Linked DNA regions of Homo sapiens: region 2 is linked to region 1. Evidence: read pairs that join two places in POLR2A ChIA-PET (ENCODE). Cell type or tissue: K562. All regions are shown on one strand. Links, peaks and the distances in the headings refer to the core of each region. The heading gives the core; the rest is flanking DNA.

Evidence for each region. ChIA-PET counts read pairs that join two places held together with the same protein. Peaks named below come from ENCODE experiments on the same cell type or tissue, not always from the same donor. Only the 100,000 strongest peaks of a DNase experiment are listed, where the experiment ranks them.
Region 2: POLR2A ChIA-PET joins it to region 1 with 6 read pairs; 1 of 35 experiments calls an interaction of 5 or more read pairs at or near these places.

Annotation. Positions count from the first base shown.
Region 1 is chr14:54,733,345-54,743,868 of GRCh38, forward strand. It overlaps SAMD4A (sterile alpha motif domain containing 4A), which reads left to right. Exons shown (of 13, transcript NM_015589.6): 4 at 3,680-3,943. Among named protein-coding and RNA genes, the nearest start is that of SAMD4A-AS1, 51 kb to the left of the region's middle. In K562, for the core only: no CTCF peak of the experiment used is centred there; a DNase peak (open chromatin) is centred at 4,257.
Region 2 is chr14:54,864,696-54,875,219 of GRCh38, forward strand. GCH1 (GTP cyclohydrolase 1) reads right to left here. Exons shown (of 6, transcript NM_000161.3): 2 at 632-741. Among named protein-coding and RNA genes, the nearest start is that of MIR4308, 8.2 kb to the right of the region's middle. RefSeq lists an enhancer at 6,011-6,616. In K562, for the core only: a CTCF peak has its summit at 2,183; a DNase peak (open chromatin) is centred at 2,096; H3K4me3 peaks cover 1,073 bases.

The sequences.
Region 1 (10,524 bases), core at 1,812-6,811:
ATACGGATCTAAAATTTTTATAGAGGTTTTTAAAAATACAAGCAATTTTGGATTCATACTGTATACAATTATTAAATGTTGGTTTCCATGTTTTAAGAGGAAAAAGGCACAATTTTGTTCCCCTGAGTAATTTTCAGTATGCTTTTCAATATAATGAATCCATCCTGAAATATGCTGTCCCTCTACCCACACTATTATGAAAGTCACAAATGCAGTATAAATTGAGGACCTCAGTTCTGCTGGACTTGCCAATTTCTAATCTAGGTTGAGATTTTTTTTTAAAGGTATACTTAATTTGGCAGCATTTGAATAGGACTTCTGGGTAGCTGAGGTCTGAATGAACCGTTAGCCATTGTCTGCTGCACATCAGTCTACAAGCAAGAACATCTAGAAGCCTCTGGCTAGAGACATGCTGGGGCAGCTAGCACCACACTGCTAAGCTTCTCAGAAGTCTGTATTTACTACTCTTCCTGCCTACTCATAGGAAAAAAAAAAAACTTCTGCCCGAATGTCCATATGACCCTCTGTTTGTCATCACTTCAAATGAGATCTCTTAGTTTAAAAAGGGGAGGGGCTGGGGATGAAACAACCACTGCTACTCTGCCACTGGCCCCCTCGTCAATTCCACAACTGCATGGCCTATTTTCTTGTAGCCTCTTTCTGCCCATGACAGTATTTCCTCTGTCACTTTATGCCAAACAAAGTGCTCCAGCACAAGAGGTAACACCAAAATCAGCTTTGTGGTCACCATTGCCTAAACCTGAAGATCTGTCTTCACCCCAAATTGGCACTGTCGCCAAGGCACCTGTCACCTGTTTTAATCTCCTTCCCACAAGAATACAAGCCTGTACTGCCTCCAGGCCTTGGTTCCTTTGGAGAACAGAGGCATTTACCTAGCACGACTTTTGATTGAGGTGTGGCATTCAGCCTGGCTCTAAACCCACGGCCCTGTCTGCAAATCAGAAGCTTGGTGTGAGGCACTGTGCTTGGTTGCCACAGCACGTTGGCTCCTACGGAGATATTCCTGAATTTGGTGGCAGCAGTGGGAACCAAGAAGTGTTCATTATGATATAGAGTGTATGAGCCCTTTATAGAAAGTCATCAGGAAAAGACCCTGGCACCTCAGGTATAATTGATGTTTCCTTAGAGGCAGAGGCCAAGTTCATGTCATATCCCTTATGACTTCAGTTAAGCTCAGAAAAGTATGAAGAAATGGGTGTGGGTTTCTATGTACAAATCCCTGTAAGTCCATTAAGTTAGGTAAACATTTAGCTCCAATCTCAATAGCCAGTGAAGTCCTTGGATAACTGACAGCTTCCCCAAGGATGCCTCTCAGTGGAGGAGATAGCATGGATTAAAAAATCAGATGGAAAGAAGCATATTGGCTCCATGAAATAATGGAATTCAAGTACAGTGTACGTATTGTATTGTTCTCAGCATCCATGTGAAGATGAGGACTATCCTAGCAGTAACCTCCCGTGGTTAGCGATTAGTTACCTATTCAGTTATGGCCTCTAACCAGCCCAGGTACTAAGAGTCCCACTGTCTCTGAGCTGTGTGTCCCTCTTTGACAAGCCCTGTTTCTGTGATTTCAGACTGACTCTAATCCTGGCTATACAGAGGAACCCCCACTTCCACTTGGGGTACACCTGGCAGGCACCAGTCAAAGCATCCACCAGATAGTCTGAAACGGTTGCAGAAGTACCAGAAAGCAAAGATGTCTAAGCTGGAATGTCCCAGCACTCAGGGCAGCCGTAAACAGTCTGCCCAATTTTATATAAATACTTAGACAGGCATGAAATGGATTTTCTGGATGTCTGGCTTTTCTTCCTATTGGCTTCTCTTTTCATTTTTGCTGCCGCTTCGTTTTTTTTTTTTTCTTTCTCTGCTTTCCCCCCACTTTTCCTCTTGCTAATTCTGGTCCAACCAGGTAGCAATGCATTTTCCAGGGAGCCTTTTTAAATAGTTTCTTCCCGAGTCTATTTAGTAGCAATGCAAGCCATTTAAGCCTGTTAGTGTCGATATTTTTTAAACAATGTTCCCTTTGCATATTTTTAATTTAGATGACATTTCCTTGCCTTTGATAGAATCTACCCAAATTGGAAATTTCTCAGGTTACTAATACTAAACTCGGTAGCTCTCTTTTGTCCTCCCTTTTCATTCATAAAGAAGTTTCTAGCCCTTCCGATTGTCCCCACTTCACATACAAGGCTGCCCTTCTGGCCACACAAGGCCAAATGGAAACACTGACCACAGAGGCCTGAGCTCCGTGGCTCTCAGGCTTGGTGACTGCCAGCTGCCTGGCAGCAGCTTACCCAGCCCACTACTGCCCCAGACACACTTTCTGGAAACATCCAGCCTTTTGACTCTGCTCTTTATCTTTTGAAGTAGGGAACACAGTAATCTGCCCAGGCCTTTATGTTGGGACTGCTCTACCAGAAATATGGTTTAACCAAAAGCAGGACCTCTCACCATTGAGATGCCTGGTCTGCTTACTGAAAAACACAGATTAACACCCACAAAGAAGTGCTCATCTAAATTTGGGAGAGCAAATGCCTCATGGATGGGGATACAGCCTGAGATGGAATTTAATGGCTTCCCTGAAAAATGTTTAAAAATGCATGTGGCTCAATTCCGTGTTAGTACAGCAGCAGTCAAAATAAACTGGACCTGTCAGGAACTGGTGCTGAGAGAATGTTATGAATAGACTTATTTTGTAAAGTTGTCACTTTACACACCAGAAAAACCAACCAAGGGTAACATCGGCTCCTTCAGTGTTGGTTTTTGTTAAATCCCTCCCTCGAATGACTTCAATTTAATTTGGCTAGTTATATGAGTTATGTTGCTTTTTCCTAGTTTTCTGGAAAAGAAATTAAAGATGGGGGCTGCGCAGATGTTGCCCACTGTGTAGAAGGGCTGAACATGCTGGTAAAAACCATTCATTCCCAGCTTCCTGAATGAAAGCCTTGTTACCTGGAAGTGTTTGCAATACAAAGTTTGGCATTAACCTGTGAGGCTAAGGGAAAGAATCGGCCCTAGAAGAAGCAGCCCTTTCACCGACAGGTAGCTGCAGTGCCCCATACCCTGAGGTCATGTTAGTACTGGGGCCCTTGCTGAGCCATACCACCCTGCAGAGGCCATAGTTCCCTGAATCCTGGTTGGAAAGATTAGTCCACCTTCTTCTGGTTCAGCCCTGCAAAGATCCCAAACAATGGCCAGCCCGGCTGCCCTTCAAGATGTCCTCCTGAACAACATGGGTAATGTCAGAATTTCTGTTTAAAAAACAACAGCAACAAACTTGTCCAGTACATGTTCTTTTTGCTTTTGGCAGATATGGCTGTCAAGCCTTGCCTGATTTACGGACCCCGTCCTATGAATCCTGATTTCTAGAGTTAGAACCAAAACCAGATCCAGACCCACAAAGGCTAAGGACCAATGTGTGGGCACTATAGGTTTGGCCTCCTTGGAGAAACCTAACCCACTGAGAGGGACAGACTGCATCCTTTTAAACCACCTGAAGAAAACGACCATGCCAGGCCTGTATTCAACCTGCTGTGACCATGGATGGAGTTGTAAGACAGTTAGTGGTATCTCTCAGGGTTAAGAGGTATTGTGGGTTCTTCGGTGTCCCAGGATAAAGGGGGGGGAATAACCTATTTCATTTTATTTTTTTTTCCAGTTCTCTCAGGCCAGGCACACCACAGCCCTTTGAAACGATCTGTGTCCCTTACCCCACCCATGAATGTGCCAAACCAGCCTCTAGGACATGGATGGATGTCTCATGAGGACTTACGAGCTAGAGGACCCCAGTGCCTCCCATCCGATCATGCCCCCCTGTCTCCACAAAGCAGTGTAGCCTCTTCAGGAAGTGGTGGGAGTGAACACTTAGAAGATCAGACCACTGCTCGTAACACATTCCAAGAAGAAGGTAGTGGGATGAAAGGTGAGTGACTAAATGAGAAACCACTGGGGAAAGAGCCCCTCCCTTTATTGGAGACCAGAGGGTAAAAAAAGAGAGGTAGTCAGCAAGAGAGAAGGAGCCCACCCCTTCCCCAGGCTTACGCATTTGATCTGTCCCTTCCAGAACTCCAGGTTGACCATGGCAGAAAGGGCTCAGATTCCCCTTCCAGTGCTTCTTGCCAAAATCTGGGAAATAGGAACCAGAGTAAGAGAGGTCAACCCACTCTCTCTCTCTCTCTTTTTTTTTTTTTTTTTTTGCATTGCAGTGACTTGTAGACCATTAAATGAGTCACAGCTAATGGTGATAGGATCTTCTGTTTGTAAAGCTACTGAGCTGCTCCAACCTTGTACCTCATTGCTGTGGCCAGGGACCTGTCAGTAATTCAGAAAAACAAACCACGGGATTTTTTTTTTTCCTTTATAAGTCTATGTTAATGCAGAATTGCAGTAGTGCTTCCTTTCTCTCTCCTCTTCTCTTTGATATCCAAAGAAACCTTTAAACCCTTTCCTCTGCATCTATTTAAGGGACATGAAAATACCACTGAGAATCTCTAACAGTGTTTTAATCCTGATAACAGATTTGCATACAGGTGATAAAGGCCTTTTGTGTAGCATAAATAAATTCCTCCATTGCCTTGTGAATCTACCCTCTTCTAAAAGATATTCATCAGGAGATAGATTTCCAAATTACTTATGATAGGTACAAAGAGGATACGTGCATGCTATATTTTTAGACTCCACTTGTACAAGGGCTGGGAAGCCCTTAGGCAAAGATGCACATTCAGAGACACACTAGTAACAATTTTAGATGGTGAAACAGTAACCACTCATGCTTTGGGGACTAGCATGCTGAAGGGAGGCTCTGAGAACATCCTGTTTGCTGGCATTAATAGTCCTGAGGTTTGCTGTTTCCGATCTTCCCCTTGTGAATGATCAGTGTTGACATAGGAAGCTCTGTACTGATTCCCCTCCCTTCACGGAAGCCTGGCACAGAAAGCATGCCCATGACTGCCCAACCACTGGTTATAAGGGAGCACCGGACTGAAAAAATGGAGCTTGTCAACTCTGGGAATGAGGCTGACAAGAAGCTGCTCCCCTGGCACATTCCTTGAATCTTCCTCCTGCTTAGGCCTGTGTCCTCTCCATCCCACCCCCATTTCATTGATGGTTCCAGGGCTGAGTGCCCAGAGTGAGGGGATGTGTCTTAATGCTGATACAAATGGGTCTTTAAAGGTATATAACAGGCAGCAAAAGCCATGTGTCACTTGGGTACGAAGGGGATGTATGTCCTCTTTCTACTTCAGAGTTTTCAGGGGACTGTATCACAATTTTGGAGCACTAGCAAAACCCACTTCTGACTTTATGCTACATGGTTATGTGTTTAAGCAGCTGAGCCCCAGGTGATGCGTAGCAGGTGAGGCTCAACCCTGCTGTAGGTAGACTGGCTTGGCATCTGTCAATCGGCATCAAAATAGCTGAAAGACCAAGGGAGGCTGAGACAGCCGTTGCTTTTAACTAGCTTCTTTCCAGGTGAAGTTCAGTGTCTGTTTCCAAGAAAGCCTGTGTTGCGGTTCTAGTTGGTAACTGTGGGGAGGAAGCATTGGCCTTTGTGTTTGAAGGGTAAGGAGGATCCTATAGAAGGGCCATTCACCAGGAGAAAGATCTTGTCCAAAGAAGAATGCTGATTCCACTGTCTGGTTTTTGGACACTTATTCTTCTTCCTTTTACTTTGTTTTCTTTCTTTCCTTTTCTTTTTTTTTTTTTTTTTTTGAGGCCCTTATGCACACTTTCAACATTCTCCCAAAGTAGGTCAAGGTATGCTCATTGAGTGCTGCCATTTTGAGGTGAGAAATAAAGATAACAGGTTTTTTAAGAGAAATGAGAGAAAAGTTGAATAAATGCCCTATCCCCATTTTGGGACAAAAGCCAAAATATTGCAAAGGTTAAGGAATATACCATATCTAAGCCTCTGTGATTCCTTTCATTAGAATTGGTGAGAACTGTCTCCTCAGAGCCTATTCAGTCAGAAAAAAATGGCACAGACAAGATCTCATATCCAGGATTTTCTTTATAGGCCCAAGGGGTGCAGCCAGAAAACAGGTTATTTGATGGCCTGCTGTATTTCCACCTTCTCTGACCTATTGAACTTCCCTTCTTCCAAGAACTTCCTTGGATTGGGATTCCAAGTATAAAGTCAATAGCAAGTTAAATGGCAAAAAAAAAAAAAAAAGTTTGAAGGAAGAAACATTATAGATGATGAAGGATTCTATTTGTGGGAAAAGTATATTTGCAGTTTAGCTGACAGGTCAGACAGAAAAAATGTCCACACCCAAAAACACTAGCATTCCGAAGTGTCACGGGCCAGTATTTGTTCAATAGAAATGTCCCTCCCCAGCCTTGCTGCAAGATGCCATTGCTGAGGACTCTTCCGCCACCAGATGTTATTCAAAACGACTTCCTATGAGTGCACCCAAGGAGCAGCCCTGCTCCTAACCCAAGGGTTTGTCATTTGATCTCCGTGTCTAAGAGCAGGTGCTGGTTTAAATTTTCAAAATAATTCACACTTTTAAAGAAATGAGATATGGCTGGGTGCGGTGGCTCACGCCTGTAATCCCAACACTTTGGAAGGCTGAGGCAGGCAGATTGCTTGAGGTCAGGAATTCGAGACCAGCCTGGCCAACATGGCAGAACCCTTTCTCCACTAAAAATACAAAAATTAGTCAGGTGTGGTGGCACGCAGCTGTAATCTCAGCTACTCTGGAGGCTGAAACTGGAGAATCACTTGAACCCAGGAGATAGAGGTTGCAGTGAGCCAAGATCGCGCCACTGCACTCCAGCCTGGGCAACAGAGTGAGTGAGACTCCATCTCAAATAAAAACATAAAAAATAAAAATAAATAAATGAGATATAAAACCAAGTGAGGTGCTTTGAAAAAGAGCTGACTCTTCCTCTTGGCTCTACAATCTTTCTTTTCTATGACCCAGGCCCTTTGGCAGGAGTGTCAGCTGTTTTAAAGTACTTGCTGGTCCACTTTGGGGTGCCATCATCTAATGCTATTATTCTAATCGTTAAACGTCCAGTTTAGAAGAACAATAAGAAAGCTTAGTAGAATTTGGAAGAGTTCTCAAATCCATATGGAATGTGTCTTGCTCTCATCGTGCACCTTGGGAAAAGAATGAAAAGTTACTATAGTTGAACTTTATTTAGTGTGAATTCCTCTTTATGGCCAACAGCTGTGAATATCTCTCTGAAACACTGTGGTAATCATCCATTCCTTCCTTTCATCTAGCTAGACTGGCCAGGTCTGGCTACACATCCTCCGTTAGGAGTGTGCCTCTTGGGTCAAGGGTATGGAATAAATCTCATGGTCCAGCATTCTTGCTCTTTGCGTTTTTCCCATGCATGGATCAAGCCCCCTTCTTGTCTTGGTGTTAGCGTTCCCTGCCAGGGACTGTCACTAAGTTCTCTCCCAAGCAGACCAGCTCCTACTCTCAAAGGATTAATGACATCTGCCCACAGTGCTTTGGTTTTCCTTCTTTAGTAAATGTCCATCCTTATGGTTTAAGTAGACTTCAAAGTACAGATTAAATGTCTCTTGAGGTAAAGATCTCACGCTAATATCTCAAGCTAAAGAAAAAATGAGATCCACAATTTAGCTTGAAACTAACCCAAGAGAAGTGGGAAACAACTGAAATAGGAACTTTCTTCCCTTTACCCTTCCCTGTGGAGGCTACTGGTTATACATGTTTGGACTAAGGAGGCTGGTTTGGTTTCTACATCCAGTTGTGTTTGTTCATTTCAAAAACTTCACTGTGACTTATCTCAGAGGAAAGATTCTCAATTGTGAGTTGGTACTCAACAGTAATACCATTCTTTCCCTGGGCAACTCATGAGTGGAATGTGCTCTGTTGCCTCTTGTCTCATACAAGACTTTCAGGTGGCCAAGAAAAAGAGAGAGAGAAAAGACGTTCTCTTAATTTCCTGGAGAGAAAGTATAGAAGTCATTTGGCAGAAGATGCACATTTCCCACTTACATTAGCACCATGTTCTCAAAGATGGTACATAAACCCAACACGCTAAGACTTAACAAAATGCCACAGCTATGATGAATGATGTGGCTGCATTATATGGGAGGAAAGAGCAGGGGAAAAGACTCATTCACAGGTTACTTTTGTCCTCATTCAAGTCAGTTGACTTTTTTGAGCACCTGCTGAGAGAAACTTTGGACTAACTAGTTTCTGGGCAGACAGGGCTGAGAGCTACTGTTCCTGCCTGAAGCGAATCACTATCAGATGAGCAAAAAACAGGCACTTAATGCAAGTGCCCTGCTATGAAAATATGCTGTCTTAAAGACTTGCCCTGGGTCAGGGCAGGCACCATGAATGACCCTCATTCAAAGTGGAGATAAGTCAAGGAAAGTTCCTAGAGGAGGAGAGGCCTAGAGCTGAGTCTCAGAGCATGACTACAGGTCAGCCAAATAGTAAGTGAAGGAAGGGCATTCTATGTAGAGGGAACAGCATTCACGAAATCACAATGACAAGGGTGCTTGACCAAGTGGATCCCATGGCTTGAGTGTTAAGGGCACATGGGAAAAAGAGGTCTGGAGAGGGAGAAACCAGACCCTGGGCCTTGCAAAGGACATTCTCTTTTATCCCAAAGCTATTGAAGGAACTTCTGCAGCAGAATGACCTGCTTAGGTCTACATATTAGAAATATGACCTTCAAAGCAGAGTGGAATATACATCAAAGTGCGGAAGGGACAGAGGATTCCAGATTTGAAGGCCAGCAGAGAGGTGGAGGACGTTTCAGTAATTGAGGGGGAAAAGGAAGTGGGACCGATGCAAGCAGCAGTGAGAATAGAGACAAAGGAGTATTCGGGGTTCTTCATGAGATAGAGCTGAGAGGGCTTGGTAACCAATTGAATAGACAGTGATGGAGCAGGAGAAATTTAGGATGATGCCCAGGTGTCTGCCTGGGACATATGGATAAGCCATGGTGTCATCTAAGGCAAAGGACATAGAGGAGGAGAAATAGAATGGGGGGGGCAGCATGGGGCCTGGTGAGTGTGGGAACTGTAGAACATCCCAGTGGAGGTGTGCAACCCCCTCAGTGGGCCCCACAGTGCACCATGCTCTTGGCTGACCCAGCCTCACTAACAGCCCCGACTTCCTCTCCTCGCCTGCAGTTTCAGCATAATATTACACTTACCTGAAGCCAAGTTCATCTGAGGGACTTCATTCCAGATAGCTGGGTAGAAAAAGCCATAGATTTGGGCTCCTAGGAAGCAAGGAGCTCTATGACTTTCTTGTTGTACTTGCCTGTGTGAAGAGGGGTAGAGATTGGCACTCTGTTTCTCTTGCTGCGAGCTTCAGCCTCACTGTTACGAATCAACACCAACTGAGTATGCTTATGATGTTTGGCATTATGTTAGCACACAAATGTAGAAGTCATTGAAACTGATGTATTATTTGTGTATAGACATGATAAAAGTAGAAAAAGAAACAACTGGCCCCAGGAACCTTGATGGAAATATAGCAATTAAGAGTGGAGGGGCCATTGACTGTGAAAATATGTTGTTTGCCTTTTCTAAGGAGACTTTCGTTAGATGAAACTTAGAAAAACTTTTTCTCTCTGTAGTAAAGGAAATATGTGGTCTACTCTGAAATAGCGGGTTTGGGGTTTTCAGTTCTTTTTGAAATGTAGACCTTTGAACCTCTGCTTCTCCAGAATGAGAATGGAAAAATTATGGAGAGGTGAGATCCTCTTTAAGAAAAAGGAACCTGTCAGAAACCTTTGTAAGAAAGGTTGCAGATACAGCAGTTCTGAGGGTCACAGAGGTCTGAGTGATGGAGTGGGAGTGGCAAAGCTCCATGAGTGGCTGGGACATGTTTCAGCATGGCTGTCATTGAAACTGGTCATTATTTTCTTGATGCTGACTTTCTAGCTGCCTGCTCGAATTCACTTAAAGGAAGGCCAGTATTGAATAAATGTGCTTTATTTTTGTTTTTAATTTCCAAATGCCAAGATATGACCCACAGGGATGAGTGCCCCTGGGCCAGGAGTTGTGCTAACTCTTCTCTGATAGGCTGAGAGCCCTGAGGTCTTTGAAAAGCAAGTCCTCAGGATTCCCCCAAATTCGAAAAGTCCTGAGACTTTTAACCTCCACTCTTTACCAAGCATGTATTTTCCTCTGAAGCTTTAAGGACTGTGCAGGCACACAAGGCGCAGCCTTTGATGTGGACACAGCCACTGTTTAATGACACAAAGCAGGCTGCTTTAAAACAGCACTTTCGCCTGTCATCTCTAACGGAAACTGCGGGGAGAAGGTTAGGCCCTCTTTGTGTCTAACATGTCAAAGTGGGTATTTTACTCCAAAATAGGCCACCTCTCACCTTCCAGGACCCATATATGCTTCCTACAAGCCTGGAGCCTCCCCAGAGGCCTCCATGGACACTTCCCAGTATCAAGGAGCACACTGAGGAGGATCCAGCTCCAACGAGGCCCAAGACCAATCCTGCTCTCTTTTGCACAAAGGCTGGAACAGAGTTGGGCTGCTTGTTCTGC
Region 2 (10,524 bases), core at 1,848-6,847, 130 kb after region 1:
TCTGGATTTGTTCCATTCAGCCTCTGGATTTCCTGTAAACTAGATTAGATCTAAAGTTTCATAAGACTAGGACTAAACATTTCTGACAAAAGAAATTCACAGAGGTGCTGAGGAATCTAATGCATTAGATTCACTTTTCCTAATATAGAAAGGAATGGAAACAAATCCACAAATACCATAACCTCTGTCACAAGAAATTCTGCAATTATTGTTGCTCATGACATGCCATACATACATATCTATCTTGGATCAAACATTATTCAAGTTAAAATAAAGGGCATCTCTAGATTGGGATGCTAATAATAAATAAATAAAGGTTAAAGGTTTTCAGAGCCTGTAGTAGCTACAAAAAAAAAAAAAGAGAGAGAGAGATGCTACTTAAACCTCATTATTTTAACCTATGAACCTGGTATTTAACATGAAAGGCTTATCCTGAGAGCCTTCTGCTACTTTGGTTTTGTTTTTTAAGTTTCAAGTTATTAGTCAGGTTAATAAAGAATAACCATATATGTATAATTGTAAATACCTGAGATATCAGCAATTGGCAGCTAAAAATTTTAAATATAATTATTCTAATTGAAAAACTTTCACTATGTTTTAAATTGCTGGGAAACAACAAAGAGAACCTTACCTTTCCAACAAATGGAACCAAGTGATGCTCACACATGGAAAACATGTCTATGTCCTTCACAATCACCATCTCATCATGATCTTCATCAAATATAGCATCGTTTAGGACATCTGAAATCAGAGGCTTGCTTTAGTAACATGTCCAATTTTATAGAAAGGTAGAATTATGGATAAACATGAATAGACAGTCAACATAAACGAACGTTAATCCTCCCTAAAATATTAAGGGAATACAAATTAAAACTAGATATTTTTCCTTATCAAAGTAGCAAAGTCCTTTTCTGTAAGTAACATTTAAAAATCCTTGATACAGTGTTACATGAAAAATGCAGGATTATGAACATATTTGCAGTATGGAAGAGGAAGGAGAACGGAGGGAGGAAAGGAAAAATTATACCAAAATAAAACAGTGGCTATTTCTGGCAGTAGAAATGGGCCACTTTCACTTTCTTCCTTACATTTTCTTCTACTTTATATTTTGTCTATAATCAATATGTAGAAAACCATATCTGAGAAAAAGACTAATCCTTAGCCCTCTGACTTCTGAGGCCAGATCCAGACACCTGTAAACCTGACCTCTATTATCAATTCCCCAAGTAATTTTCTACATTTGTAAAGTGTTCTATATATTGTAGGCTAGCATCAGACTTATTCTAAACAGTTGCCTTCCTAAGGAAATAAATCCTACAGTTTGTGTGTATATGCCTCTCTGGGAAGGCTTTGGAAGATAAGCAGTGTCTTGTTTAAGCTGTGGACCCTGGCACTTCCAGCCAGACATACAATAGACATTAAAAAAAAAAAAAGCTTTATTTTTAAAAATTGCACTGACTTATCCTCAACTATGCTATGTGCAAAAGAAAAGATTAATCAGATGATGCCTGAGAGCACTCTGAGCTTCCTAACATTCGGTGACTGCAAGAACATCCTGTCCTGGATGCTGAAGAGGGATAGAGGGAAACAAGCCACATTCCCCACCAATCATAATATAGCCAAGCTATTGATAATAGGCAGGTACCCAAACAACATTGTAGATAAATGCCATATGACATGGAAACTTCTTCAGCTATATTGTCAAATGAGAAAAGAAGCTACAAAGAAATACAGTAGGATTTCATTTTCGGAAAATAAATATAGACATAGAAAAAAACTGTACTGATACCTAGACAGCTTGGCAGACTAGATATAATAAGACACGTAGCTGAGTAATTTCAAGGATTTGGGGGATATGCAATATACATAATAGAATTAGACAGAGAAGGGAAGGGATGTATTAGAGCTTTGCACCTGCAGCTCTTTCCCCTCAGAAAGGCAGGCGGCTGAGTGAGTCACAGGAAGATGGACAAATGTCCACCCACACTGCCTGACCTTCAGTGGCTCCACTGCTACTAGAATAGGGGGCTCACAGAGACCAAGTCATCACGTAAACCACAGTTATTACCCCAAGTCAGGCTATTCAGAGATACATTTGACTGTGTCATAGAAAAGTCATTAGTGTGGTCAAGAAAGGCGAACATGGCAGGGTTAGACACATACAGACAAACAGAGACACCCCTGGTAGAAGTGGCTGATAACATCCCAGGAGAAAAAGGCGCAGTGTCACTCACTGAGTATTTCTTCTACCACAGCACTTTTCTATGCTGAATATTCTGCCCTACCTTCAGTCTTATTTCTGAAAAGAAGACCAAAAATAGATCCTTAATGTTTCCAAAAGTTTCTTGGATTTCTCCCCAAGATTTTAATATGGTATGATTGCCACATATAGCTTACTAAAATCTTTAGTCACACAAGATATATTCCTGGAAGGAAAAACAAACCAAAAAAATGTCTTAAAGAAAAAACAAGAGAGAAGCATTAAATATAGGAAGCATTTGTTTTCTCTGGCAAAGAATGAGAGCGTCCCCATCCTAAGCTCTGACGACAACCATATGGCCCATGTTAAAGTCAGCCCTTCAACTCAGGCGAAGTGAAGAGCTGGCTCCAGGCTGGGTGCAGTGGCTCATGCCTGTAATCCCAGCACTCTGGGAGGCAGAGGTAGGTGGATCACCTGAGGTCAGGTGTTTGAGACCAGCCTGGCCAACATGGTCAAACCCTGTCTCTACTGAAAATACAAAAATAAGCCAGGCGTGGTGGTGCATGCCTGTAGTCCCAGCTACTCGGGGGGCTGAGACAGGAGAATTGCTTGAACCCGGGATGTGGAGGCTGCAGTGAGCCGAGATCATGTCACTGTACTCTAGCCTGGGCAAGAGAGAACAAGACTCCGTCTCAAAAAAAAAAAAAAAAAAAAAAAAAGATCTGGCTCCATCACTTACTAGTTATTAGGCCTTGGGCAAGGTACTCTGTACCTCAGTCTTCTCGGCTATAAAATGAGCATAAAGTGCCTGCTTCACAGGGTGTCATGAGGATTAAATGGGCACATGTGTTTAGAACTATGCAGGCGGAGCAAGTGCTAGTTATTGTTATTACTATTATTATTACAATTAAGATTGAGGGAGCTGCAAAGCTATGTATCTCCCATGCATATTGAGGTACATCAAAATTTAAAAAGCAATAATTTGCCTTAACAGAGTACAGAAAAGGAAAAATAGTAACTTGGTGGAGAAACCTGGCAGAGGCTACCTTAACCAAATGATTAAGGTTAACTTTGCCAGTAACAGGACATACTGACATCAGGTAGCTCCTGATAGGACACCATGAGAAGGGCACATCACCTCTGCGGTATTCTTCCCAAAAATCCATAACTGCAGCCTAATCATCAGACAAATCTAGGGACACAAAATATCTAAACAAGTACTCTTAGAAAGCATCAGGCCAGGCACAGTGGCTCACACCTGTAATCCCAGCACTTTGGTAGGGCAAGGTGGGAGGATCACTTGAGCCCAGCATTCTGAGACCAGCCTAGGTAACACTGCAATATCCCATCTCCACAAAAAATAAGAAAAAAATTAGCCAGGCACGGCAGCACACTCCTATAGTCATAGCTATTCAGGAGGCTAAGGCAGGAGGATCACTTAAGCCCAGCAGTTCAATGCTACAATGAGCTATGATTGCACCACTCCACTCCAAATAGAGTGACAGGGCAAGATCCTGTCTCTATTTTTTAAGTGTTTAAAAATTAAAAAAAAAAATTAAGGCATCAAAGTCATGAAAGACACAGAAAGACTAAGGAATTGTCAGATTGTAGGAGACTAGAGAAATGACAATGAAAATCTGAATAAAGTCTGTAGTTTAAATAATAGTATTGTACCAATATTACTTTTTAAAATAAAGTATATTTTTATTATTTTTTCTTTTTTTGAGACAGAGTCTTGCTCTGTCGCCCAGGCTGGAGTGCAGTGGCATGATCTCGGCTCACTGCAAGCTCTGCCTCCCAGGTTCACACCATTCTCCTGCCTCAGCCTCCTAAGTAGCTGGGACTACAGGCGTCTGCCACCACCCCAGCTAATTTTTTGTATTTTTAGTAGAGATGGGGTTTCACCATGCCAGCCAGGATGGTCTCGATCTCCTGACCTCGTGATCCACCCGCCTCAGCCTCCCAAAGTGCTGGGATTATGGGCGTGAGCCACCGTACCTGGCCTTATTATTATTATTATTATTTTAGAGATGGGATCTTGATATATTGCTCAAGCTAGTCTTAAACTCCACGGCTCAAGCCATCCTCCCACCTTGGTCTCCCAAGTAGCTGGGACTACAGGCATGCACCACCACCTGGCTCCAATATTAATTTCTTTTTTGAGATGAAGTCTCACTCTGTCACCCAGGCTGGAGTGCAATGGCGTGGTCTCGGCTCACTGCAACCTTCGCCTCCCGGGTTCAAGCGATTCTCCTGCCTCAGCCTCCCGAGTAGCTGGGACTACAGGCACGTGCCACCAAACTCAGCTAATTTTTTTGTATTTTTAGTAGAGACGGGGTTTCACTATGTTGGCCAGGCTGGTCTCGAACTCCTGACCTCGTGATCTGCCAGCCTTGGCCCCCCAAAGTGCTGAGATTACAGGCGTGAGCCACCATGCCCAGCCAGTATTAATTTCTTAAATGTTGATAATTGTACCATGGCCATGTGAGATGTTAAACATCAGGAGAAACTGGGGAAAGGGTATATGAAAACTCTCTCTACTATCTTTATAATTATTCTGTAAGTCAGTCTAAAATTGTTTCAAAATAAAAACTTTCTTTTTGAAACGAAGTTTTGCCCTTGTTGCCCAGGCTGGAGTGCAATGGCACAATCTCAGCTCACTGCAACCTCTGCCTCCCAGGTTCAAGTAATTCTCCTGCCTCAGCCTCCTGAGTAGCTGGGATTATAGACACATACCACCACGCCCAGCTAATTTTGTATTTTTAGTAGGGATCGGGTTTCTCCATGTTGGTCAGACTGGTCTGGAACTCCCGACCTCAGGTGACCCACCTGCCTCAGCCTCCCAAAGTGCTGGGATTACAGGCGTGAGCCACCGTGCCTGGCCCAATAAAAAGTTTTCTAAAAAGCAAAAGGACAATGTCCCTCAACTGGAACATATAAACAATGGAGTACACTCAGCAAGAAGATGGAATGAATTACTGATACATGTAATAACATGGTTTGAGTCTCCAAAGTACACTACAATGTGAAAGAAGACATCCATACACAGAAGAGACTACCTATGTTCTAGAAAAGGCAAAACTATAGTGATAGAAGGCAGACAGGTGGTTTACCAGGGCCAGAGAGGTAGGAGAGAGAACTTCACTGCAAAAGGAAAGAAAGAAACTTTTTTGGGTGATGGAAATAGTTCCTATCTTCACTGTATGGGTGGCTATATAACTGCATACGTTTGTTAAAATTCACATTGTACATGTAAAGTAGGTAAATTTTACATAAGATAAGTGACACCTTAATAAAGCTAACTTCAAACATAATTTTTAGGCTGGGTGCGGTGGCTCACATCTGTAATTCTAGCACTTTGGGAGGCGAAGGTGAGAACATTGCTAGAGGCCAAGAGTTCAAGACCAGACTGCCCAACCTAGCCAGACTCTGTTTTTACCAAAAAAAAAAAAAAAAAAAAAAAAAGGGTGGGGGTGGAGCCAAGATGGCCGAATAGGGACAGCTCCAGTCTACAGCTCCCAGTGTGAGCAACGCATAAGACGGGTGATTTCTGCATTTCTAACTGAGGTATCGGGTTCATCTCACTGGGGAGTGTCGGACAGTGGGTGCAGGACAGGGGGTGCAGCGCACCCAGTGAGCCAAAGCAGGGCGAGGCGTCACCTCACCCGGGAAGCACAAGGGGTCAGGGAATTCCCTTTCCTAGTCAAAGAAAGCGGTGACAGATGGCACCTGGAAAATCAGGTCACTCCCACCCTAATACTGCACTTTTCCAACGATCTTAGCAAACGGCACACCAGGAGATAATATCCTGCGCTTGGCTCGGAGGGTCCTACTCCCACAGATCCTCGCTCATTGCTAGCACAGCAGTCTGAGATCAAACTGCAAGGCGGCAGCGAGGCTGGGGGAGGGGCACCCGCCATTGCCGAGGCTTGAGTAGGTAAACAAAGCGGCTGGGAAGCTTGAACTGGGTGGAGCCCACCGCAGCTCAAGGAGCCCTGCCTGCCTCCGTAGACTCCACCTCTGGGGGCACGGCATAGCCGAACAAAAGGCAGCAGAAACTTCTGCAGACTTAAAAGTCCCTGTCTGACAGCTTGGAAGACAGCAGTGGTTCTCCCAGCATGCAGCCTGAGATCTGAGAATGGACAGACTGCCTCCTAAAGTGGGTCCCTGACCCCCGAGTAGCCTAACTGGGAGGCACCCCCAAGGAGGGGCAGACTGACACCTCACACAGCCGGGTACTCCTCTGAGACAAAACTTCCAGAGGAACGATCAGGCAGCAACATTTGCTGTTCACCAATATCCACTGTTCTGCAGCCTCCGCTGCTAATACCCAGGCAAACAGGGTCTGGAGTGGACCTCCAGCAAACTCCAACAGACCGGCAGCTGAGGGTCCTGACTGTTAGAAGGAAAACTAACAAACAAAAAAGACATCCACACCAAAATCCCATCTGTACATCACCATCATCAAAGACCAAAGGTAGATAAAACCACAAAGACAGGGAAAAAACAGAGCAGAAAAACTGGAAACTCTAAACATCAGAGTGCATCTCCTCCTCCAAAGGAACGCAGCTCCTCACCAGCAACGGAACAAAGCCAGACGGAGAATGACTTTGACGAATTGAGAGAAAAAGGCTTCAGACGAACAAACTACTCCAAGCTAAAGGAGGAATTTCGAACCCATGGCAAAGAAGTTAAAAACCTTTAAAAAAATTAGACGAATGGCTAACTAGAATAACCAATGCAGAGAAGTCCTTAAAGGACCTGATGGAGCTGAAAACCATGGCACGAGAACTACGTGATGAATGCACAAGCCTCAGTAGCTGATTCGATCAACTGGAAGAAAGGGTATCAGTGATGGAAGATCAAATGAATGAAATGAAGCAAGAAGAGAAGTTTAGAGAAAAAAGAATAAAAAGAAATGAACAAAGCCTCCAAGAAATATGGGACTATGTGAAAGGACCAAATCTATATCTGATTGGTGTACCTGAAAGTGACAGGGAGAATGGAACCAAGTTGGAAAACACTCTGCAGGATATCATCCAGGAGAACTTCCCCAATCTAGCAAGGCAGGCCAACATTCAGATTCAGGAAATACAGAGAATGCCACAAAGATACTCCTCGAGAAGAGCAACTCCAAGACACATAATTGTCAGATTCACCAAAGTTGAAATGAAGGAAAAAATGTTAAGGGCAGCCAGAGAGAAAGGTCAGGTTACCCACAAAGGGAAGCCCATCGGACTAACAGCTGATCTCTCGGCAGAAACTCTACAAGCCAGAAGAGAGTGGGGGCCAATATTCAACATTCTTAAAGAAAAGAATTTTCAACCCAGAATTTCATATCCAGCCAAACTAAGCTTCATAAGTGAAGGAGAAATAAAATCCTTTACAGACAAGCAAATGCTGAGAGATTTTGTCACCACCACGCCTGCCCTACAAGAGCTCCTGAAAGAAGCACTAAACATGGAAAGGAACAACCGGTACCAGCCACTGAAAAAACATGCCAAATTGTAAAGACCATTGAGGCTAGGAAAAAACTGCATCAACTAACGAGCAAAATAACCAGCTAACATCATAATGACAGGATCAAATTCACACATAACAATATTAACCTTAAATGTAAATGGGCTAAATGCTCCAATTAAAAGACACAGAATGGCAAATTGGATAAAAAGTCAAGACCCATCAGTGTGCTGTATTCAGGAAACCCATCTCACGTGCAGAGACACACATAGGCTCAAAATAAAGGGATGGAGGAAGATCTACCAAGCAAATGGAAAACAACAAAAGGCAGGGGTTGCAATCCTAGTCTCTGATAAAACAGACTTTAAACCAACAAAGATCAAAAGAGACAAAGAAGGCCATTACATAATGGTAAAGGGATCAATTCAATTCAACAAGAAGAGCTAACTATCCTAAATATATATGCACCCAATACAGGAGCACCCAGATTCATAAAGCAAGTCCTTAGAGACCTACAAAGAGACTTAGACTCCCACACAATAATAATGGGAGACTTTAACACCCCACTGTCAACATTAGACAGATCAAAGAGACAGAAAGTTAACAAGGATATCCAGGAATTGAACTTAGCTCTGCACCAAGCAGACCTAACAGACATCTACAGAACTCTCCACCCCAAATCAACAGAATATACATTCTTCTCAGCACCACATCACACTTATTCCAAAATTGACGGAAGTAAAACACTCCTCAGCAAATGTAAAAGAACAGAAATTATAACAAACTGTCTCTCAGACCACAGTGCAATCAAACTAGAACTCAGGATTAATAAATTCACTCAAAACTGCTCAACTACATGAAAACTGAGCAACCTGCTCCTGAATGACTACTGGGTACATAACGAAATGAAGGTAGACATAAAGATGTTCTTTGAAACTAATGAGAACAAAGACACAACATACCAGACTCTCTGGGACACATTTAAAGCAGTGTGTAGAGGGAAATTTATAGCACTAAATGCCCACAAGAGAAAGCAGGAAAGATCTAAAATTGACACCCTAACATCACAATTAAAAGAACTAGAGAAGCAAGAGCAAACATATTCAAAAGCTAGCAGAAGGCAAGAAATAACTAAGATCAGAGCAGAACTGAAGGAGATAGAGACACAAAAAAGCCTTCAAAAAATCAATGAATCCAGGAGCTGGTTTTTTGAAAAGATCAATAAAATTGATAGACCGCTAGCAAGACTAATAAAGAAGAAAAGAGAGAAGAATCAAATAGATGCAATAAAAAATGATAAAGGGGATATCACCACTGATCCCACAGAAATACAAACTACCATCAGAGAATACTATAAACACCTCTATGCAAATAAACTAGAAAATCTAGAAGACATGGATAAATTCCTGGACACACACACCCTCCCAAGACTAAACGAGGAAGAAGTTCAATCTCTGAATAGACCAATAACAGGCTCTGAAATTGAGGCAATAATTAATAGCCTACCAACCAAAAAAATCCAGGACCAGATGGATTCACAGCCGAATTCTACCAGACATATAAGGAGGAGCTGGTACCATTCCTTCTGAAACTATTCCAATCAATAGAAAAAGAGGGAATCCTCCCTAACTCATTTTATGAGGCCAGCATCATCCTGATACCAAAGTCTGGCAGAGACACAACAAAAAAAGAGAATTTTAGACCAATATCCCTGATGAACATCCATGCAAAACCCTCAAAAAAATGCTGGCTAACCGAATCCAGCAGCACATCAAAAAGCTTGTCCACCAGATCAAGTGGGCTTCATCCCTGGGATGCAAGGCTGGTTCAACATATGCAAATCAATAAATGTAATCCAGCATATAAACAGAATCAATGACAAAAACCACATGATTATCTCAATAGTTACAGAAAAGTCCTGTGACAAAATTCAACAACGCTTCATGCTAAAAACTCTCAATAAATTAGGTATTGATGGGACATATCTCAAAATAATAAGAGCTATCTATGACAAACCCACAGCCAATGTCATACTGAATGGGCAAAAACTGGAAGCATTCCCTTTGAAAACTGGCACAAGACAGGGATGTGCTCTCTCACCACTCCTATTCAACATAGTGCTGGAAGTTCTGGCCAGGGCAATCAGGCAGGAGAAAGAAATAAAGGGTATTCAATTAGGAAAAGAGGAAGTCAAATGGTCCCTGTTTGCAGATGACATGATTGTATATCTAGAAAACCCCATTGTCTCAGCTCAAAATCTCCTTAAGCTGATAAGCAACTTCAGCAAAGTCTCAGGATACAAAATCAATGTGCAAAAATCACGAGCATTTCTATACACCAATAACAGACAAACAGAGCCAAATCATGAGTGAACTCCCATTCACAATTGCTTCAAAGAGAATAAAATACCTAGGAATCCAACTTACAAGGGACATAAAGGACCTCTTCAAGGAGAACTACAAACCACTGCTCCATAAAATAAAAGAGGATACAAACAAATGGAAGAACATTCCATGCTCATGGGTGGGAAGAATCAATATCGCGAAAATGGCCATAGATTCAATGCCATCCCCATCAAGCTACCAATGACTTTCTTCACAGAATTGGAAAAAACTGCTTTAAAGTTCATATGGAACCAAAAAAGAGACCGCATTGCCAAGTCAATCCTAAGCCAAAAGAACAAAGCTGGAGGCATCACGCTACCTGACTTCAAACTATACTACAAGGCTACAGTAACCAAAACAGCATGGTACTGGTACCAAAACAGAGATATAGACCAATGGAACAGAACACAGCCCTCAGAAGTAATGCCGCATATCTACAACCATCCGATCTTTGACAAACCTGACAAAAACAAGAAATGG